Regions from separate parts of the Homo sapiens genome. Here region 2 is linked to region 1. The links are chromatin loops, found by intact Hi-C in ENCODE. Cell type or tissue: OCI-LY7. All regions are shown on one strand. Links, peaks and the distances in the headings refer to the core of each region. The heading gives the core; the rest is flanking DNA. Region 1 overlaps NRTN (neurturin). Region 2 overlaps RANBP3 (RAN binding protein 3).

Region 1 (10,915 bases), core at 2,916-10,915:
ATCGCTTGAACCCAGGAGGCGGAGGTTGCAGTGAGCCGAGATCGCGCCACTACACTCAGCCTGGGCGACAGAGTGAGACTCCGTCTCAAAAAAAAAAAAAAATTACTTAGACATGGTGGCACATTCGTTTAATCCCAGCTACTTGGGAGGCTGAGGCAGGAGAATCGCTTGAACCCAGGAGGTGGAGGTTACAGTGAGCCGAGATCGCACCACTGTGCTCCACACTCCAGCCTGGGCAACAGAGTGAAACTCTGTCTCAAGAAAAAAAAAAAAAAAAAAAAAAAAAAAAAGGAATAAAGGGGATGGGTTTGACATCTGACAAAATGCTGCTGCTGCCATCCGCTTCTGCAAAACCTCAAGAATGAAATGTCCTTCCCATGGCCCACACGAGGCCCTGCACGAGCTGCTTCATCCCCTTCCAAACCTCCTCTCCTCTCTCTTCCCCTCCTCACTCTGCTCAGACACACGGGCCTCCTCACTGTTCCTCCAACACGCCACGTGTGGTCTGCCCCAGGGCCTTTGCACAGGCCATGCCTCTGCCTGGAACACCTGCCCCCAGATTCTCCTATGGCTGACTTCTCACACTTGGGTCTTAGTGCATGCATCACCTCCTCAGGGAGGGCCCCCTGCCCACCCCCAGTGAATCTAGCCCCATTCAGGACAGTCATCTTTATTATGCACTGATTGTATACTAAGCCCAGAGACTTCAACTGTGGTTTCTTTTTCATCCTCCCAATAAATCCATCCATCCATCCGTTCACTCAGACATGAAATTCTGGACCCTCCAATTCAGGATCTGGGCCACCCAGTGCCTAGCTTTTTTTTTTTTTTTTTTTTTTTTTTTTGCGACAGAGTTTCATTCTGTCACCCAGGCTGGAGTGCAGTGGTGCAATCTCAGCTCACTGCAACCTCCGCCTCCCGGGTTCAAGCGATTCTCCTGCCTCAGCCTCCCGAGTAGCTGGGATTACAGGTGTGCCACCACGCCCGGCTAATTTTTGTATTTGTAGTAGAGACGGGGTTTCACCATATTGGCCAGACTGGTCTTGAACACCTGACCTCAGGTGATCTGCCCTCCTCAGCCTCCCAAAGTGCTGGGATTACTACAGGCATGAGCCACTGCACCCGTCAGCCTAGCTTCTTTGTGTTCATTCATTCATTCATTCATCATTCAGCAAATGTCTATGAGCGCCTACTCTGAGCCACTGAACCAGCTGGGCTGGCCCTGGGGGAGAATCGACTTCCCCTGCAAATTCACTCTCATCAGATCCCCAGGCTGGTCTAGGATTTGTTTAGATGCCCTCACGTTGGGGAACTCATTCCTTACTAAGAATAACCACCACCAATACCAAACAGTCTCAAGTACCACCAATAGTGCTGAGTTCTCAGGGTGACTACAGCATCTGCTCCCAAGCCCAGCCCAGCCCATATGGTGTGTGCTGTGTCAAAGAACCTGGGTTCAAATCCCATGTCCTTTTCTAACCCTTGGACAAGCCCCTACCCATTTTGTGCCTCGGTTTCCCTAGCTGTAAAATGGAGATAGTAGTGCCTCTCTTGTGGGCTCAGCACCAGGCCTGTTACACAGCTGGTGCTTAATAAATGTGTCCTGTTACTTAAGGTCTGATATGTGTAGCTCCTGTCGTCGCCGTCCATGGGGGTGAGTGGGGTGGGGAAGGGGTGGTTTGAGTTTCTGCACATCAGGACACGAGGCGCGGTCCATGCAAATGAAATGCAAATCCCATGCAAATAAATCTCTGGGTGGTGCAGGGCAGCGTGCAAGGCTGGAGGTACAAGGTGCACGCATTTGGGGGGCGCCTGGGAACCCCATGAGCCGAGCCCAGGCCCGGAGGTGCTGACCCGCATCCAGCCCGGCTTTCAGTGCTCGGTGTAAATGTTTACACCTGGCCGGCCGCCAGGCTCCACGCCGCCCCACACTAGGCAGCCGGGAGGGGGAATGTAAACTCGGGCTGGGGGCCGCGGGACGCTCGGGAGGAGCCCAGACGGCGTCGAGTGTGGTGGGCGTGTACACGTGAGTTATTAAACACCGACTGTATGCAGTGAGGAGGATGCCACCAGGCACTCACAGCACCAAGTAACTGGTGCCCGAATGGGTAAAGCTCAGGGCATTCCTGGGGGCCCACTAGCGCCCCTGCACCAGCCAGAGGTTGAAGTGAATAGGGTAGGCAGCCATGGAAGGCTCCCTGGAGGAGGCACCCTCCAAGCTGAGATTGCAAGGGGAGTGAGAGCTAGGTACAGTGACTCACGCCTGTAATCCCAGCTCTTTGGGAGGCCAAAGTGGAAGGATAGCTTGAGCCCAGGAGTTTGAGACCAGCCTGGGCAACGTTGTGAGATTCCCCTCTCTATTAAACAAAAACAAAAACAAAAAAAATTAAAAATTAGCCAGGCACGGTGGCTCATGCCTGTAGTCAGTCCTAGCTACTTGGGAGGCTGAGGTGGGAGGATCGCTTGAGCCTAGGAGGTGGAGGCTGCAGTGAGCTGTGATCACACCACTGCACTCCAGCCTGGGTGACAGAGCAAGACCCTGTCTCAAAAAAAAAGAAAGAGAGAGAGAGAAAGAAAGAAAGGAAAGAAAGGAAGAGAAAAAGAAAGAGAGAAGAAAGAAAGAAAAAGGAAAGAAAGAAAGAGAAAGAGAGAGAGGAGGCTGGGTGCGGTGGCTCATGCCTGTAATCCCAGCACTTTGGGAGGCCAAGGTGGGCGGATCACTTGAGTTCAGGAGCTTGAGACCAGCATAGCTAACAGGGAGAAACCCTGTCTCTATTAAAAATACAAAAATTAGCCAGTCATGCTGGCAGGTGCCTGTAATCCCAGCTACTCGGGGGGCTGAGGCAGGAGAATCGCTTGAACCCGGGAGGCAGAGGTTGCAGTGAGCTGAGATTGCGCCACTGCACTCCAGCCTGAGGGACAAGAGTGAGACTCCATCTCCAAAAGAAAAAAAGAAAAAGAGAAAGAAAGGGGAGTGGGAGTGGGGAGGGAGGGAAGAAGTGTTCTCCATGCAAGGACCTATCTGTGCAAAAGCCCAGAGCTGGGACTCCATGTCCAGGGCAGCTCTGGTCCATTGCTGCCCACTTCTGGGCCTGCTTATCCATCTGGATGGGAAACAGGCTCAGAGAGGGGCAGAGTCAATGGAGGACACCAGCATGTAGGGAACAGTGTCAGCCCCAGATTCCTGCCTCCAGACTGTCCTAAACACCACCCTCCCCGCGCCTTTGTCCCACACTGCCACCTGCCGGGAATGACCTCTCCTCCTTTCACTCTTCCCCCTGGCTCCTCAGCTGCAGCCGCTCCGGCCTCCTTGCTGTTCCTGGGATACGCCACACTCAGTCTGGCCTCGGGGCCTTTGCACTGGCTGTGTCCCCTGCCTGTGATGCCATTCTCCTCTGCCTGGCCAACTCCTACGTTTATTCAAGTCTGGACCTTGTCATCGGCTCCTCAGGAAGGCACTCCGGGACCCCCAGATGGGGGCGGTTCCCTGTGACTCCTGGCACGGAGGCCAACCCCTTCCTTGTTCAATGGTTCCTTGAGGGACCATTCCCATGTGATTATCGACCATTCGGCAGGCGTTCAAAGTCAAAGGCCCCACACTGAGTCCTGGCCCAGCGCCCTGTGCCCGTTGGCTGCTGGAGGGACAGACGGGGCGTGCGGCTGACCATCCCGTGCCCGCAGGCTGAGGATGCAGCGCTGGAAGGCGGCGGCCTTGGCCTCAGTGCTCTGCAGCTCCGTGCTGTCCATCTGGATGTGTCGAGAGGGCCTGCTTCTCAGCCACCGCCTCGGACCTGCGCTGGTCCCCCTGCACCGCCTGCCTCGAACCCTGGACGCCCGGATTGCCCGCCTGGCCCAGTGTAAGCTCCTCCTCTGTGTGGGGTCAGATACCCCCAACGTAAGGGGTAGAATTTCAGGCAGTGGAGTGGGAGGTGGTGGGGGGGTGTCATAGGTTTTTTAAAGATAGGGCCAGCCAGCCCCCTTGCAGGGAGGCAGGGACAGACATCCTAAAAGATTATTCAGGGCAAGGCATGGTGGCGCCTGCCTATAATCCCAGCACTTTGGGAGGCTGAGACAGGAGGATCTCTTGAGCCCAGGAGTTCATGACCAGCCAGGGCAATGTAGCGAGACCGCCATCTCTACAAAAAACTTCAGAAATTAGCCAGGTGTAGTGGCGCACGCCTGTAGTTCCAGCTACTTGGGAGGCTGAGGTGGGAGGATCACTTGAGCCCAAGAGTTCAAGGCTGCATTGAGCTATGATTGCACCACTATACTCCAGCCTGAGCAACAGAGCAAGATTCTGTCTCAAAACATTATAATAATAAATACATTTTCTAAAAAAAGATGGGGTGGAGGGAGGTTGCAAATTCCCCCAATGGCCTGGTGGAGCTAGGGTGACTTCTGGGAACTGGGGTCTTTCGGCTCAGCTGTCACAAGGAATTAGGCTCTGCCCTGAGGTCCCGTGGGGGCCAGATGGAGATTAGACCTGGGCATTCGCCTGGTTGGCCCCCGCGGCGCAGCAGGGGGGGCGGTGGGAGGAGAGAGAGGCTGGATCTGAGGTCCCAGTGACCTGCCCCAGGGGACAGGGACCAAGGGGAGGCGGGAGATGGAGCAGGAGCTAAAAACCGGAAGAAAGGCCCAGAGATTCGAAGGGGTGAGGAGGGGTGGAGAGAGGAGAGACGGGGCTGGGGGCACAGACACGGGCAAAAGTGCTGCTATAGGGACACAGAAATGCCCACCCTGAGGGCAAGACCCTCGCCCAACTCCCCACCAATCCCTAATGCCTGCCCCACCGCAGGTGCTGTGGGGTGAGGGTGGTGCGTGGGCCCTGACCCCTGTGCCCACGCACATGTCCATGCGTGCGCCTGCGCGGGCATCTGAGGCGTGGATGCCGGCAGGGTGCGTGTGCAGCGCCTTTGGGTGTGGGCCACGAGTACGCCCATGTGCGCGTCTGCGCCCGCCCCTGCCAGCCCACACAATCCTCTTTTCTTGTCCTTACAATGCACAAGGGTGGCCTCCAGCACGAGCTCCACTTCTGTCCTCCCACCACTTCCCTCTCTGCAAGCGGCGTGAAGTCCTTCCTAGGACTCTGGGACAGAGACCCGGGCGGGACCCCCAAAATCCAGTGCTCCAGGACTTGGGGTGCGGGGGGCAAAGCACGAATGGAGGAATTTCAGGCACTGCGGAGGGTCAGGGCCCATGGGCGGGTGCCTGTCTGCCCTACTGCAAAAAGCGAGTGGCCACTGACTCCCCAAGTCCCCATGTTCTAGGCTCCTGGTGGAATTTCAGGCTGGGGACCTTGTGTTCTAGCCCCTGTGCAAGCAGCCAGCCCCGCTGCAGGGAGGCAGGGACAGACATCCTAAAAGATGATTCATTGTTGCCAGGTGCGGTGGCTCACGCCTGTGATCCCAGCACTTTGGGAGGCCGAGGTGGGCGGATCACGAGGTCAGGAGATGGAGACCATTCTGGCTAACACTGTGAAACCCTGTCTCTACTAAAATTACAAAAAAATTAGCCGGGCGTGGTGGCGGGCGCCTGTAGTCCCAGCTACTCGGGAGGCTGAGGCGGGAGAATGGCGTGAACCCGGGAGGCGGAGCTTGCAGTGAGCCGAGATCGCGCCACTGCACTCCAGCCTGGGCGACAGAGCGAGACTCCGTCTCAAAAAAAAAAAAAAGATTATTCATTGTTTATATGGAATTCAGATTTAGCCGGGCACCTGTATTGTATCGGGCAAGCCCACAAATGTCTGCTTCGATGCACCCCTCTGGGGTTGGGTGTGCCCCCTAACCCCCCAGCACAGTCCTGGCCACTCCAGTCCTGCTCCGGGGCTTAAAGAACACGGACTAGGTTGCTCAGTCATCGCCCACCCCCCGCACCGATTTCCCACCCTCTCAGCCCCGGCCAAGACAGAGATCATGGAAGCTTCATGGGACAGACAGGGAAACTGAGGCCTGAGGTTGCAAGTGGCGAAAGTGGCAGAGTCATGCTCTGAGGCTGGGTTTGTCTCGTTTCTGAGACCCCCTGTGGGAACAGACATCTCCTCCCCCACCAAACCCCAGGAGACAGACAGCCCCTCCTTCCCCAGGGCCACCCAGAGGCTCATTCTTTTGACAGCCAGGTGCACCAGCCCGGGGGGCAGGTGGGGACTAAAGATTTCCTCTCCCAACCACAAGCGTGACTGCCACCTGCTCTGGGGCTGGGAGTCCCCTGCCTGCAGGTCCGCCAGCAGCGCTGCCTGTCATTCCAGCGTCTGCAGTTCTCTCCCGGGGCTTCCGAGTTTGGGGGTGGAGCCACCGCTTGGGTAATAAATTTAGGCTGCCAGGCCCTGGGAATCGGTGACTTGGGCACCTCCTGGCGAGTGTGGGAGAAAGCGGCTGGACCTGGGCCAAACTTGGGTGAACGATGAAGGCAGGAAGAATGACCTTTAAGCCCGCCTCTGTCGCTCTCTCTCGGCCACCTGCTAATGATGTGACCTTGGGATGGTCCGTTTTGTCACCTGTCACATGGGGGTGGCCTTGACAGTAGCTGCTGCCACTCCATGGAGTGGGGTCCCCACACAGGCTTCGGATGCAGTAGGCTGCGGTACCTGCTGCTCCTCTGCATTCTGAGAAACCCAAACACCCCGATTCATTTCTTGGATAGGGAAACTGAGGCTCCACTGCACAGCGGGGCAGTGGGGATGGAGGGAGTCTGAAAAGCCCGGGGCCTCAGAGCAGACGTCGGGGCCTGAAGAGGGGGCTCTAGAGACCTATGACAACCTCACTAAAGAGGGATAGGGCATGGGAAGCAGCCCCCCAGTGCTGCCCAGAGAGGATGCACCAGTGTCCTGGGGCAGCCCAGCATAGGGGCGGGGTCCAGATAGATTTGCGATGGAGGACGAGGAGAATGGAGCAGCAATGGGGTGAGAGAGGGGCCCAGAGGAGGTGAGTTAGAGACCCCGGTCAGCTCAGCTCAAGGTGAGACGGGCTGGAAAGCGGCCCAGAAAGGATGGACCAGGTTCTGGGCAGCCAATATAGGCTCAGGGTTCAGAAAGGGGTTTTGGACCAGCGTAGGGGTGTGAGTGTGTACGTGCCCCCCAGTGCCGCCCAGAGAGGGTGCATGAGCAGCTCAGCAAGAGGGTGGGGAAATTTGGGACCTGGGAGTGAGACGAGAAGCCGTCTAGGCCTGGCGTCCCAGCAAGGGTCTTCGTTTGCAGGGGTACAGAGAGGGTAGGGGGCTCCCTCCCACCCCCTGCACCCACTGACCCCCCCTCCTTTCTCTTCCTCCCCTCGCAGACCGTGCACTCCTGCAGGGGGCCCCGGATGCGATGGAGCTGCGCGAGCTGACGCCCTGGGCTGGGCGGCCCCCAGGTCCGCGCCGTCGGGCGGGGCCCCGGCGGCGGCGCGCGCGTGCGCGGTTGGGGGCGCGGCCTTGCGGGCTGCGCGAGCTGGAGGTGCGCGTGAGCGAGCTGGGCCTGGGCTACGCGTCCGACGAGACGGTGCTGTTCCGCTACTGCGCAGGCGCCTGCGAGGCTGCCGCGCGCGTCTACGACCTCGGGCTGCGACGACTGCGCCAGCGGCGGCGCCTGCGGCGGGAGCGGGTGCGCGCGCAGCCCTGCTGCCGCCCGACGGCCTACGAGGACGAGGTGTCCTTCCTGGACGCGCACAGCCGCTACCACACGGTGCACGAGCTGTCGGCGCGCGAGTGCGCCTGCGTGTGACCCTACCTCACTCGGCCGGCGCGGCGGCCACTCCCCCCGCCTCGACGGCACCACTGGCCGGCCCCGCGAAAGACTGCGCGTGCGTAGAGCACGCCGGCGCGGCCCCGGGACTCTCGCGATAACTGTACTGAGATAAAGTGTGGCAACTCGAGCTGGCTGGTGATTCATCCTCGGCGAGGGGCTCGCGTGTGGGCCACGTCGCCGTCTCCACCGGGAAAGCGGGGACCAGTGGGGGGGGCCCAGCTGCAGGGTAGTGGGAGGATGCTGTTTGCTTTGGGGGAAGGGTAGATGCAAAGTGGGTCCAGTTTATGGCGGACAAAAAGGAAAATGGGGTGAATGGGGCTATGTTGGCAGGGACCGTCCTTCCTGCCTCCCTACGGGTCCCTCTGCCCGTCCCGAGCGTGTTCCGGTCCGCACCTCTTCGCTGTGTGGGCTTCTGGGGAGGGGAAAGGGAAGCTACGCTCGGATGAAGAGACCGAGGTCTAGGTGGACCCCGTTTCCCCAGCTTGTTCCCTTCCGCACCTCTCCGCGGTGCGGGCTTCTGGGATGAAGACACTGAAGTCTAGGTGGGCCCAGTTTCCCCAGATTGTCGCTGACTGCACCTCTCGCTTCTGGGATGAAGAGACTGAGGTCTAGGTGGACCCAGTTTCCCCAGCTTGTTCCTGACTGCACCTCTCTGCTGTGTGGACTTCTGGAGAGGGGGAAAGGGGGAGACACTGTGGGTGAGGAGCCTGAGATCCAGGTGGAATCAGTTCCCCAGCGTCTCCCTGTCCGCACTGATCCCGCTATGTGGGTTTCTAGGAAGGGGGAGCCACTCTGGGGGTGAGGAGAGTGAGGTCCAGGTGGACCTGGGCCTCCCTTATCCGACGGCCTCCTCGGGCCGGTCTTCGCCCACCAGGGTGAGCTGAAAGCCACTATCTCCTTCCACCAGCTACTAAAAATACCCGCACGCTGCCCACCTCCCGGCGGGGAGAGGCCTGGGGCGGGCGCCAGCCCCATCCAGCCCGAAGCCGGCGCCTGCTGGTGTAGAGCTGGGTCCCCAGAGACCTGGGTCCTCGGCCCATAAAAGCCCTGGCCGGGCCTCCACGGGGGGGATTTACGACGAGCCCCTGCGGAGTATGGAAAAAGCCCGGCTCGGTGTTTAGATTTCCCCACGGTGTCACCTTGATGCTTGGCAGGCCTCGGGTGTTGGGTTGCCAGAGCGCGGGAGGGGTCGGCGGGTCCCACGGTCGGTCTGAGGGGCGGGGAAGGGGCGGGCACTGCGAGCCCAGAGCAGGCACCGGCGAGGCGAGACTCCTCCCCTCCTGCCCCTCAGACTGGGGGTTCCCAAGGCTACAACCCTTCTCCTTAGCTGGGCCCCCTCCCCTCCTTCCCACACGTCTGCCCTTAGGACCACCCTCTAACCACAGTGTCCCTTCCCAGGCTCAGCCCGCATCCCCCCACCCCCCGCAAAGCTGGAGGGCGCAGATCGGAAACCGCCCCCAGGGAGAATCACCCAGCCATGAAGGAACATCCCTAGCCCCTGGCTCCCGGGGACCCACAGCTACAGCTGGAGACACTCAAGGCGGCTAATCAGCAGGACTTCCAGGGAGCCCTGAGAGCAGGGCTTGGCGGCCAGGCGGGTGATCTGCTTGGGAAGCAGTTTCAGGGCTGCCGCTGGCTGGGGTCCCCGCCTACCCCCGCAGTCTTCTGACTCTGAGGTTTAAGGTGGTGGATTCCTCCACCCTTTGGGCCGACTCAGCCCGGCCTCCGCAGAGAGGCCGGAGTTCCCAGACGCTGCGGAAGCCCAAGTGACGCTTACTCCGAGCCTCAGTTTCCCCATCCTAGATGGCCTGGCCTCAGAGAGGAGTGTTGTTCAGCCCAGGACACACAGCGAGAAAGCTGACCATCAGGGGTCTGCCGCCCCCCCGAAGCTCCCCTGCCACAGTGTGCATGTGTGTGTGAGTGTTGCCCACCCTCCGGGGCCTCCCGGACCTCGGCCTTCCTGTCTCCCACCCAGATCCAGCGTCCCAACCACAGGGCGCGGGCCCAGCCCACCAGGGAATTGGAACATAAATAAACCGAGAAGCCCCTGCAGTTCCCTGGGGCTGCGGTTGTCATCAGCGCATCGGCACACCGGATGAGGGTCTCTCTCACACACACACACAAGCACACTCACAAGACACAGAGATCACCACCCATAAGGGCTCAGCAGGCAGGACCCATGATCCTACACAGTCACCTTCCACACAGAATTGCACACTCAGAAAGGGACACTCCCCCCTTTTTTTTTTTTTCTTGAGACAGTCTCACTGTGTCGCCCAGGTTGGAGTGCAGTGGTGCGATCATGGCTCCCTACAACATCTGCCTCCTGGGTTCAAGCGATTCTTGTGTCTCAGCCACCTGGGTAGCTGGGATTACAGGCACCGGCCACCGCACCCAGCTAATTTTTTTTTTTTTTTTTTTTTTTTTTGAGACAGAGTCTCGCTCTGTCGCCAGGCTGGAGTGCAGTGGCGCGATCTCGGCTTACTGCAACCTCCGACTCTCTGGTTCAAGCGATTCTCCTGCCTCAGCTTCCCAAGTAGCTGGGATTACAGGCATGCACCACCACGCCCGGCAAATTTTTGTATTTTTAGTAGAGACGGGTTTCACCATATTGGCCAGGATGGTCTCGATCTCCTGACCTTGTGATCCGCCTGCCTCGGCCTCCCAAAGTGCTGGGATTACAGGTGTGAGCCACCGCACCCGGCCTCATCATCGGTTTTCTTTGCAGTATTACATCTGGAAACGGTGCGGTGATTATCTCTCTGCACCCCTCACAGGCGGCTAACAACATCACAAACAAATCAGCCAGAACCATCACTCATGGGTGGGGCCCCATGGGTGCCAGTTCCCAGGGCCCAGTGCCCTCCAGGGTGAGGTCCCCAGCAGGTGAGGCTCCTAGCAGGTGAGATTCAGTGTGGAAGGTCTCTGGGAGCAGGTCCCAGCAGGTAAAGTCCCCAACAGCCGAGGTCCCCAGTAGGCAAAGTCCCCAGGAGACATCCCCAGCAGGCCAGGCTTCCGCAGGGGACGCTCCTGGAAGCCAGCATGTGAAATCCCAGGTAAGGGACATACCTGGCCACCGAAGACTCCAGCAGGTGAGGCCCCAGGAAAGTGAGGACCCAGGTAGGTGAATCCCCAGGCAGGTGAAGCTGCAACAGGTGACCGTCCCAGGCAGGTGAGTCCTCAGGCAGGTGAAGC
Region 2 (11,595 bases), core at 2,316-10,315, 120 kb after region 1:
CTGACACAGCCTCCTTGCCCTCTGGGTAACCCATGCCCTCCAGAGCCCTGTAGGCTGGCTTTGGCCTCCAAATGCTCTGTGCAGGTCACTGTCTGAGGCCAGCAGCCTCTGCACAGCCCGATCTCCTCGGACACCGCACTGCTCGCCTCACCTCTGGCTTCCCTGGCCTCACCAGTCCTCCCATCCATTCCTAACAGCAGGCCCAGGACATCCCCACCCCCAAGTCCCATCCTGTGGCTCTAGACTTTTCTCTCCCCTTTTAATCCAACGAGCCTTTCAACTGTACCAAAACCCTTACACGGTGTCCTCCCTGGTCCTGGGGGATCTGTCCCTTCCTAAATGACTTCTGGGACCAGGAGATGGCCATACCCTCTCTGGCCTCTGTAGACGACCTGCTCTCTCATCCAGTGACGCCCTCCTTTTCCCTCAAGCGAGAATGAACCCCTTGGTGAGGTGACCTCCAGGCCCCTTATACTCTTTCTCTGTGGCTTATTCTGATCCTGGGAGTTGTGTCAGGGACTCCACTAGACTTAGGAAGGAACTGGACCTCACAGTAGAAGCCCGTTTAGCATTTGTTCAACAAAAGACACTGCATCCCAGGCCCCTTGCAGGCCACGGAGAAGCCGAAGACCTGAGTCCGGCCTTACAGAAGGAACTGGTCCCCGAGCTCCCTCGTGTCTCCTCACCCCTGCACGGGATGTTTCTCCTGACATCTCCACACCTAACTCTCTGGCTCAGTGGTTATCTAGGTTAATTTCCACATGTGTCAATTTCCTAGTTTCCGTTTTTGATTTCCAATTTTATCTCCTTGTGGTTGGAGCACATACTCCATATTTTGATCCTTTAAAATTTGAGATGTGTTTGGTGACCTAACAAATGGCCCCCCATGGAGAATTTTCCATGTGCACTTGAGAAGGCTGTGTACCCCACTGTTTGGGTGGGGTGACCTATATGTCTGTTAGGTCTGCTTGGTTTTTGTGTTGCTGAAGTCCTGTTTCCTTACTGATCTTGTCTAGATGTTCTATCCATTACTCAAAGTGTGGTACCGAAGCCTCCAACTCTTACGGTTGACTCGACTATTTCTCCCTTCAGTTCTGTCCGTTTTTGCTTTGCGTATTTTGGGGGCTCTTTTGACGATACCCATGCCTCTCAGGGATCATGGATGCCATGGATGCTCTCCCCAGAGCAGCATGTCCAGGTCAAGAGTGTGGCTCCGGGGCTCCCAACAGTCTCTTGGGGTCTACTCGTGGCTCTAGAAGCAGCCCCGGGAACACTGTGGTGCCCCCAGGCATTCTGCACTCATCCTCCCCTTCACCCACCACCTCCAACCTGCCAGCAAGTCCCATTAGCTCTAGCCCCCCGAGAACGTACCTTTCCCTCCTGCCTCGGTGGCCTCCTCAGGCACAGGGTCCCCTCTGCCACCAGGCTCTGGCCATGTGGCCTCCTGTTTTCTGAACATGTTGGCTGCTCCTGCCTCACTGAGTGTTGCTCCTCCGTGGGCGCCCTCCCTCCAGGTCCCTGCGTGTCTGAGATGCTGTGAGCACCACCTCTAGGGTAAGTTCATGCTCACTCCCTATCCCAGCCCCTCTCGGGAGCTACCCTGTTTTGTTCTATCACATAGGGAAATGATCTCAGAGGTGTCTCCTACAACACAGTTCATTCACGCGACACCCGGGACACCTGCACAGAAGGCACTTGCTGAGGACTTGCTGCGTGGGTGGAGTCCGTGTCCTCCACCATGTCCCCTTCAGTGACCTTGAGAAGAATGGGTGCCTAGGCAGACAAGATTCAGATGCTGCCTGACCCCTGATCTCAGGAGACCCTCAAATCCGTGCCCCAAATATCTTCTAAGAGCCTGCCTGCAACAAAGTGGGGGGCCTCTTGGTCCTGGAAAGGCTGGGAAGCCAAGGCTTGGGAAGAACAACACAGGAAGATTCGACAGGGGAACCTCCTGCCAGCAACTCTCCACTAAGACCCAGCGGAGGGAAGCAAGAAGACAGAACGCGTGCCTGTGGACAGAGCTCTTCTAGAATCCTAACCCGCTGGCCACGTGAGGTGCCGCCTGCCCTCTGCCCCAATCCAGGCCTCCACACCCTGCACCTTGCTGGGATGGAGGGCCTCTCCTCTCAGGAGACGTTGGAACTTGCTGTCCAGCTGGCTTGTGCTGCCTTCTCCAAAGCAGGAAATGGTTTGGGGTGAAGGAACCTTTAAGCCACCCAGCCCTGCACACAGCCAATGCCAGCTCCACATTTTCCATTTCCTAGACTCAGCAGCCCAGGAGTCTGGACCTGTTTGGTGTCAAGGCAGTCTGGGGCCACCCCTCACCCCAAACAAGGCAGTGGGTCCTCAGGGGTTGGTCCCGAACAATGCCTGGGACACACTCAGGGTCAGCCCCCAGAGGTCTGCAACCAGAGCTCAGGAGGATTTTAAGAGCAAGCTCCAGGCCGGGCACGGTGGCTCATGCCTGTAATCCCAGCACTTTGGGAGGCCTGGGCGGGTGGATCACCTGAGGTCAGGGGTTCGAGACCAGCCTGGCCAACATGGAGAAACCCCGTCTCTACTAAAAATACAAAAATTAGCCAGGCATGGTGGTGCATGCCTGTAATCCCAGCTACTCGGGAGGCTGAGTCAGGAGAATCGCTTGAACCCAGGAGGTGGAGCTTGCAGTGAGCCCAGATGGCGCCACTGCTCTTCAGCCTGGGCAACAGAGGGAGACTCTGTCTCAAAAAAAAAAAAAAAGAAAGAAAAGAAAAGAAAAAAGAAAGAAACAAAAACAAAAAGAGCAAGCTCCGAAGACTCGAGCTTAGTGGGGAGGAGCGAGGACAGAAGCAGGACATAAGAGCCCCATTTCCTCCTCCTCCTCCACTTTTCCCAAACTAGACTCTACTGCTGCGAGGCGCAGGGCTTCAGGATGACACCGGGGAATGCTGGGTCAGCATCCATTTCAACACCATGATGACAACATCCCAGAGTAATAATAAGGAAGCAGAAGAGAAAGAAGACCAGAGGGCCCTTTGACTTGTCTCTCTGGCACTGGGACAGCAGGAGTGAACAGAGCAGGCTCAGAAAAGATGAAGCAGCCCTCCCGCGGCTTGGGCTGCAGGCTGGTCGGGAGCGAGCACTGTGAGTGCTGATCATGTGCCCCACGTCCCTGCCGGCGGGGTGGGGGCTGGTGGCGCAACAAGCTCCCCACCGGCAGCCATAGGGAGCTTGTGGGAAGTAACTCAATTCTGTGAGGCGCATGAGTCCCTGTCACTAAATACAAGACAGAGGGGCACATCCCATCTGGAATGGGAATGCAGGGGTGGGAAGCTTGTTCTTTGCCTAAGGAATGAAACAGTGAAAATCATGGTTGTCACATTTATTAAGAATTGCCCTGTCCAAAAAACATGGGTCTTGTCAGACTGTCTGGTGTGTCCTCGGTGCCAAGGCGGCCCAGGGAAAGGGACAAAGCTTTCAGAAGCCGACTCCACAGACACAAAGACGAACAAGGAAGAAGCAGGAAGGAATGGCACTGTTTACCTGGTCCCCTAGGAAAGGCCAGAAAGCAAGGCCATGTCAGATAAATTCCCTCTAGATGGCTGGGCGTGGTGGCTCACGCCTGTAATCCCAGCACTTTGGGAGGCCGAGGTCGGCGGATCACAAGGTCAGGAGATTGAGACCATCCTGGCTAACACGGTGAAACCCTGTCACTACCAAAAATACAAAAAAAATTAGCTGGGCATGGTGGCGGGCGCCTGCAGTCCCAGCTACTCAGGAGGCTGAGGCAGGAGAACGGCGTGAACCCCAGGAGGCGGAGCTTGCAGTGAGCAGAGATCGGGCCACTGCACTCCAGCCTGGGCGACAGAGCGAGACTCCATGTCAAAAAAAAAAAAAAAAGATAAATTCCCCCTAGAAAACTGGCAACCAAGCGGTGTACCAGGGCCTCAGTGAGTCTGGCAAGTTAGAAAACCTGGCTGGTCATGGCTGGATACCTGGGATACAAAATAAATGATGGGCCAGTTCAATGCTTTTTATTCTGTGGCAGAGGCAACCAGCTCAGAAATTCTTGTCAAAAGGGCAGGCCCTGAGAAAAGCAAGTGAGAGGTGGCTTCCAAAGTTGAGGGGTGCTGAGGGTCAAATCCTGTGCAGGGGCTGGAAGGTGGGGGGAAGCTGTCTGGCCAGAGGGATTCATTCCAGAACCTCCTTAAGCTCCCTGGTGGGTCTAATAAACATATCTGAAGCTCGGCAGGTCCTTGGCAGGGAGCTTCAGTCCAGTACAATTCCACCAGGCTCGCAGTGAGTGCCCAGAGCTGCCTGCTTTCTCCACATCAAACAGAGAACTTAATCGGGATGTGGTTTGGTCTTCTTCAGACTGTCTTCTGAAAGCCAGGAAGTCTGATATATAGAGACTTTTTCCTGGTACTGACTCTTCCATGGCCAGGGTTCTGACGAGACTAAAAGATGGTAAGGGCCCTTTACAAGTAACAATTCAGCGCACCACTGTTTATCATCAAGAACTCTCAGCTTTATATTCCCCCCAGGGACCATGGAATAAAGTGAACAGACTAGATGTGACGGATGAGACCTGCCGGGTAACATGGGGGTGGTTTCCTGAACACCAGTGTGATACAGAGTGAGACCCAAATTTCTTCTGATGCAAACGAAAACGGTCTGAGTTCACACACACGAAAAAGGCTCAGGCCAAGAAGCAGTTGGCATCGGGTTCCATCTGACTTGATCTATGGCCTAACTAACCTAAAATAAAGTTTACTTTGCTCTGAGCAGGCCCGATTAGTAGAGAAAGCCAATTAACAGGAGCCCTTAGCAACCAGTCAGGGTGTTCTCTGCAGACAGCCTGAGGGAAGAGCCCTGGTCAGCTCAGAGCTGTCACAAGGGGCTTGACAATGGCTCTCCTGGGGCTCCTGAAAGTGGGTGTCCAAAAGTTACGAGTGCTAAAACTACAAGGTGCATGTTATGCACATGGCCACCAGAGCTACATTGGAACATTTACATACTGCTCTATGCAGCCTCCAATCCTGGCTCTCCCACGGTGCCCACAAGCTCATCCCAAGGCTCCCTGCCATACAGCTTCACCTTCCACCTGCCAGTGTGGGGGACTGCTTGAATTTCTCAGGATCAGAGCCTCAGACCCAAAGTCCATGAGAATCAGGATGCTGAGATCTACCTGGGCTGGCCAGGCCAAAGAGATGAACATGTGGACGAGGTGAGGCCCCTCCAGACACTCCAACATGGGCCTCTGTGAGAAGTACGCAGGGCACAGAACAGCGCGTGTGCTCTTGAAGAGCACCTGCTGTCACAAAAACTCTGTGATGCACTTGTTTGCTACTCTCATTCTAGAACCTGTCACCTCTGCAGCTGGAGAGTCCTATGTGGGCTGCATTTTTCAAACCCAGGCACCTGCAGAAGGCCTCTGGGGGGGACCCTAAAGACCATCTGTTCCCAGACAGCTGAAGACGGAAACCTGAGAACACCATTTCCTGTGCTCTCAAAGACCAGAGGTGCAGTAACTCACCATACCTGACTCAGGAGAAGTTTCCGGCAGCCACTCTGCCAACAAAAGAAGGACGCAGCCACCTCCTAATTCTTGCTCTGGCGGCAGTCACGTGCGCTCATGGGAGGGCTGTACTCCCAGTGCACTGTGGGTCAAGTGCCTCCTGGCTGGACTCCTTCCCGCGGCTCCCGTGTCTCACTACCCCAAACCCACTTTTGTGCCACGAAGGCCACTACTGCCGTTACCTCCCCCACACCCATAGCCTATGGCACAAGTAAAGACTGTTGCTTCTTTTTCCATCACACACTGACTCCTCCAAAATGTTAACACAGGACTCCAACCCACCCCTGGCTGAACAGTGCTTCCTAAGTGTCCTGAGGTTTGGTGGCTGTAGCTGAATGTTAACAGTTTCCTTAAAAACCGGGGACTGTTGTGTGCTAGAAAGAACGCTGAGGTCCGGGATAAGGTTTGGGACCGTACCAGCCTGGAAGGCTGCCTGGTGCTCAGGCGGTAGAGCTGGGTCCCTTCTTTTCTTGTTAAGAGTCCTTTTTCCCTGTCCTGAGAATAGGGGTCTTCTGTCATGAGTTACCTACAGGATGGAGTTTTCAATCCTGAATGTAGGATAATGTTTACCTTTCCCAATTTATCAAACTTCAAAAACCCAAGACATTTCTTGTTCTTGAGAGTTCACAATCTTCTCCACCTATAATCTTCAAAAGGCTTCTTAATACAAAGATAAAGGGCTCAGGGGATTCCTTCTGGGTTCAAAGGAAGAGTCTTTTCTTCTTCCTGCTTTGATTGAAGACAATCAGTTCACTGCCTTAACCACAGTCCAAACACAATCAGTCTTGCAAAGCAATCTGTGTTGGAGAGTGCCTCTTCCTAGATATCAAAGGAAGCCTTAGCTTCTTGGGTTTCTAAGACGCTAAACTTGAATGCCCGCATTCAGGGAAACAAGAAGGAAAAATGGAAGGAGGGTGAAGGGGTCAAATTAGGTTTGGAAGGTTCTACTTCACATGACTCAATTCCTCCTGACCCCTCGTGTCTTTTTTGGGAAACAGGATTCACCTCTTGCTGTGGGTATATATTCCCACGGCAATTTAGAAAAGGCTAAAAGGGGATTCGATCTTCCCTGACTTTTCAGCAGCATGAATTAAAGCGAGCTGGAAGAAATCCTTGTCATCTTTTAAGTTACCATTAGCTGCTTACAATTAGCTAGGGCCAGGATCTGAGGGACCCGAAGGGAAAGTGGCTGGTCTGGGTTGGGCTCCCCCTGGGCGGTAGGAGTGCCGGGTAGGTGTGGACTTACCCCTGCCAGTTCTCGCGGAAAAGGAGGAAGCTGGGCTTCAGGAGCGGGAGGCGGAGGAGTGCTGGCTGAGGCGCCAGCAGGGGCAGGAGGTTCTAGGGCATGCTCGCCAGCTGACTCGGGGTGACCCGTGCCATGGTGGGGGGCCTCAGCCTCCCCCCGAGGCTCCTCTCCCGAATCCGACAAGTTTTTTTGCTCTGCAGGGGACTGGGAGCAAAAAAGACAATTTTCCTTCAATGTGAATAAAGGCTGCATCACACAGCAGGAAGGGCGGGCAGGGGTCAGAGGCTGGAGCTGGCTCAGCTTGCAGCAGCTCCTGCGCCTGGGAGGAAGATGGGGAGAGCAGGCACCTGCTTCTGGGTTCTGCTCAACAAAACCGGCTCTCCGGCTGACGGAAGGGAAGTGAGAGTGGACTAGGTGCCATGTGACTTTGCAGGGAGCTCTACAGTGTATGAGAAGCAGGACCCTCGTTTCCAAAACTATGGGCTGCCTGGCAAGGAGCTACTTGGCTTACGGGCCTTGGTGATCAAGGGACAGGGACGATCATGCAAAATATTAAAACCCCTTCAGGATCTCAAAAATACTGAAGTGGGGGAGCTGGCCATCAGCACCATTTCTGTGCTTTAGGAAAGAGGGAGGTGGCTGGAACCCCAAAGTTAGGGAGAAACCAGGGAGGCCAGGGTCAAGGGCTTCTGCCTCTCGCCGGGGTCAAGGGCTTCTGCCTCTCACTACAGTTCTTCTAGCACTTTCCATTTGTTCTGCTTACACCCAGGATCCAGAAAGTGCTTTCCCACCTCGGTGAGTGCAAGTGTGGGGTGACATGGACACTGAGAGCTGGTTTTTGCATCAGTGGCAGGCGGGTAGTTCAGATGAAGGAGGGGGGCAAATCCACAGAGCCCCTCAGCCTAGGATTCTCCCAGGTGCATCCTCAACACCCCAGGCAAGGGCTCATTTGGAAAGCTGCCAAGGTGAGAGCAGCCGGTTCCAGAAGTCTTCCTCCCCACAGTACAACACCCAGCATCCTTTAAGGTGGTTCCTGGGACTCCAGCAGGGCTTCCATGGGCTGAGAGCTCTGTGGCCGTAACTCCAAGACTTTTCTTGAGAAATGGGTTAAACACCTGGTGTCCTAAAACAGACTCCAGTCCCCAAACCTCCCTCTTGGCATCGTCCAACGACATGGAGCCATTTCTCGCACTCGGTGACCTACATGACTACAGGGCTGCCCCGTCTCCCCGTGGACGTGGCTGTGCTTCTTCTTGGGTGTGAAGTGGCTGACCTCTTTAGACGGGGTTTGGGCACTACTTAAAAAGCAGTGATCCGGGAGGAGGAAAGGAGCTACAGAAAGAGGATGTAAGAGAATGTACACAAATTCCTAGGAAAGCAAAAGCAATCTTCACTCAAAAGTAATCAAGGGGACACTGTCGCCTCTTCGTATCCAGGGCAGAGCCACGGACCAGCCGCTCTCTAAACCTGGCTCTCTAAACCTGCACAGGGCACCGTGGTTCGTCCAGCCACCCATGTCTGTTGCTACTTGATGGTGAGAGACTTAACACCTCACAAGAGAAAAATTAAACCCAGAGCTCTGTGGGGGACTGCCTATCTCTAATTAGAACCACTTGAATTTTTTGTAATCCCTGCTTTTGAAATGTAAATATTCAAACATCCTCATGGTAATTCAAAATGCTAAACAGGAGGACCAAGAAGTAAGTCATAAACATGGAAACCAAGACATCAAAACAGGATCAAATTCGTCATCTTTGGTTAAGATGAATGATTTGTATAAGTGTTGAGAAGTATTACATCACTTCCTCTCTCAGATGGGAGAATTAACAATGTCATTCCAGCATTTTCTACTCAGGTCCTAGCATTTCTCCTGGGCAGGAATCGTAAGCTCTAAAGAACTAAGGTGAAGCCTGGAGTTTTTCAACATGTCTGGTAAAATCAGACATCAAGAGTTTGCCAGCCTTTGACCTCATCCTAAAATACACATGGCTGGCAAAAACCACGTGCACCAGGGCTAAGCTCATCACACCAACGGTAAGCCTCAAAAGCAGGTCTAAACACCCTACGACCACATTTTCAGTGATACTGTACTTTCTGCTAAATAGCATTTCTGTAACTGCCTTCTTTTTACCAAATGGCCATTATTCTGCTAGTACAACCTCAAAGCCTCCCCACTTCAGATTAACAAATGCTCTGGAGAGAGAGCAACTGAAAGAAATGTTTAGTCTTTACAAAGAATGGAACAGCCTACATAAGGATATTTAAATTCTCTTCACATTAAAAAGAAAAAGAAAGAACTCTATCTCCATCCAAGGCAGTTAAGAAAGAAAGGTTTCATTTTTGCCCCGGAAACAATGGTGCATGTAAACGCAGGCGTTTCGATGAGACAGCACGCCCCTCCCCAGGAAGCGCAGGCATGGGAAGGGAGTAACATCCCTGTGCTGCCAATCTGACCATGGCTTCGTTTTAGGCCCTAGGACTACAATTAAAACCACACATGGCTTTTTCTATCCTGGAACGATAGGATTTGGCAACCTCACCCAAGGCTAAGTGATGCCACCGGCACCCACACGCAGGCCACGGTCCCAATCCGTAGTGTGCTGAAGTGCAATCTGACACATCAACGGGACCCACAGAAAACCGCTGTGTGGCTTTGCCACTGAACAAAAACAAAAAATTCCTCGGCTGGCAGCTTCATGTCTTTCTTTTCAACTCCAAATCATGCTGAATCATGATTCAGCAATAAAACCTGAGCATAAAGAGCTGTCTCCTTTGAATGGCGTGAGAGGGATGGTGGAGACGAAGGGGCTCTTTTACTTGCACCCCATCGGGTGTGGTCTGAGATCTCGTTTACTGAAAGGTAAGTCAGCTGGTCCCACAGTTGATGAGACTTCTTGATCTTTGAGGATCAAGAAGTTGTTAAAGTCACTATAAGTGACATCTGAGGGGCAATTAGGACAATTTAAAACATGGACTATATACTGGAGGATATTACTGAATTAACATTTTCGTAGGAGTAACATGGTGGTAAGGCCATGCAGGAGAATGGCCTCATCCCTATGAGACACCCGTGGAAGAATTTAGGGCAGAAATGTCACATGGGCTTAACTTCCGGTATGAGAGGTGAGGGCAGCAATGCTAACAGAGAGGGCAGGGGCAGGATACCCAAGTGTTTGCAGTGTCACTCTTTTCCAAGGATTTGAAAATTTTCAGAATAAAATGTTGAAGCAAAAAGGGTGGGGCGGGGGGAACCTCCTCGGAAAAACAATGGCAGCAGCTCTAAAAGCTCGGTCCCAGCTCGGCTTCTGGAGAGCAAGACAGGGATGGGTTGATGGCCTCCGCAAGAGAGAATGAAACCATAAAGGCTCTCAAACCCTCACTTCTGACACACACTGCAGCTGCTCCCTGCAGGCCCTGAACCAGAAAGCCAAGGAGAAACAAAGCCAGCCGCCCGCCCTGTGTGTTTACTTTCCACCTCACTCCCCAGTGGCAGAAAGGACTCTAGGGCCATGTGGACACTGTCCTCCGACAGCGAAGCAAACACGCTCCTCCTGCTCCTGGCCTCAGCACAGAGGTTTCCCACATGCCTCTTCAGCGACGGTGCCACAGAAGTGCGAGTGACAGAAGTGGGCAGCCCAACTCCCAAGGCTGGAGGGCAGTTATTTTTAGAAGTCCATTTAGAATTGGCTGTGAGCCAATATTTTGATAAGAACTATACTTGGCATTTTATTTTTAATTTTTATTTTTAATTTTTTTTGAGATGGAGTCTCACTCTGTCGCCCAGGCTGGAGTGCAGTGGTGCGATCTCAGCTCACTGTAACCTCCAGTCCCGGGTTCAAGCGATTCTCCTGCCTCAGCCTCCTGAGTAGCTGGGATTACAGGCATCTGCCACCACAGTAGAGATGGGGTTTCACCATGTTGGTCAGGCTGGTTGAACTCCTGACCTTGTGATCTGCCCACCTCGGCCTCCCAAAGTGCTGGGATTACAGGTGTGAGCCACCGTGTCTGGCCTACTTGCATTTTTAAAAATGCCTTCCTGGCTAGCCTTCTGGTTCAACTCCAACATGTTTATGTAATTGGCATAGACCCCTTGAAGGTCATACATGCAAATTAGCCTGCAAATCACAAAGCAACAAAACCCCCTCAGCTGTGAAAACAGTACTGACACAGCAGCTAGTGACTTTAAAAGCACTTTAAATTCATCTGAGCAAATATTACACATTACTGTTCCATCTTGCTGGTTGCCTTAAAGTCTTCAGATTTAAAGAATTACTGATTCCTATTGTTTGTTTTAAACCAGGGGTTGGCAAACTGTTTTCTGCAAAGGGTCAGATACTAAATATCTTAAGGCTCTGCAAGCCACACGGTCTCTGTCCAAATACTACTGCTGTAGCAGCCACAGGCAACCGCAAAGGGGATAGTTGTGGCTCTGTTCTTGTTGGCTCATGCCCACAATCCCAGCACTTTGGGAGGCTGAGGCAGGAGAAATGATTAAAGCCATAAGTTCGAGACCAGCTTGGGCAACACAGCAAGACACCATCTCTAAAAAAAATTTTTTTTTTTCAAATTAGCCAGGTGTGGTGGTGGTGCCTGTAGTCCCAGCTACTCAGAAGGCTGAGGCGGGAGATTGCTTGAAGCCAGGAGTTCAAGACTGCAGTGAATTATGATCACGATCCTGCACTCCAGCCTAGGCCAAAGAGTGAGGCTCCGTCTCTCAAAGATAAAAACATAAACAAATAAAACAACAGCAAAAAACAAAACAAAAAAACACAGGTGGCAGTGCTGTGCCTTA

What was found. A loop is a pair of places that touch in the nucleus more often than their neighbours do. Peaks named below come from ENCODE experiments on the same cell type or tissue, not always from the same donor. Only the 100,000 strongest peaks of a DNase experiment are listed, where the experiment ranks them.
Region 2: it touches region 1 in a loop (9-fold over the local background); 3 of 110 quality-filtered maps call a loop at or near these places.

The regions. Positions count from the first base shown.
Region 1 is chr19:5,820,478-5,831,392 of GRCh38, forward strand. It overlaps NRTN (neurturin), which reads left to right. Exons shown (of 3, transcript NM_004558.5): 2 at 3,291-3,857; 3 at 7,272-7,847. The coding sequence starts at 3,689. The coding sequence ends at 7,696. It overlaps FUT6 (fucosyltransferase 6), which reads right to left. Exons shown (of 3, transcript NM_000150.4): 3 at 9,931-10,915. Among named protein-coding and RNA genes, the nearest start is that of FUT6, 14 kb to the right of the region's middle. RefSeq lists silencers at 6,221-6,515, 7,314-7,383, 7,554-7,883, 8,584-8,633 and an enhancer at 7,258-7,946. In OCI-LY7, for the core only: CTCF peaks have their summits at 3,271 (motif pointing left) and 6,603; DNase peaks (open chromatin) are centred at 6,164, 6,464, 7,494, 7,744 and 1 weaker place; H3K4me3 peaks cover 3,788 bases; H3K27ac peaks cover 3,442 bases.
Region 2 is chr19:5,944,590-5,956,184 of GRCh38, forward strand. It overlaps RANBP3 (RAN binding protein 3), which reads right to left. Exons shown (of 17, transcript NM_007322.3): 3 at 6,804-7,007. Among named protein-coding and RNA genes, the nearest start is that of RANBP3, 28 kb to the right of the region's middle. RefSeq lists enhancers at 1-529, 7,579-8,138, 8,139-8,697, 8,475-9,674, 8,860-9,856. In OCI-LY7, for the core only: no CTCF peak of the experiment used is centred there; DNase peaks (open chromatin) are centred at 5,402, 6,302, 7,182 and 7,767; H3K4me3 peaks cover 4,547 bases; H3K27ac peaks cover 6,976 bases.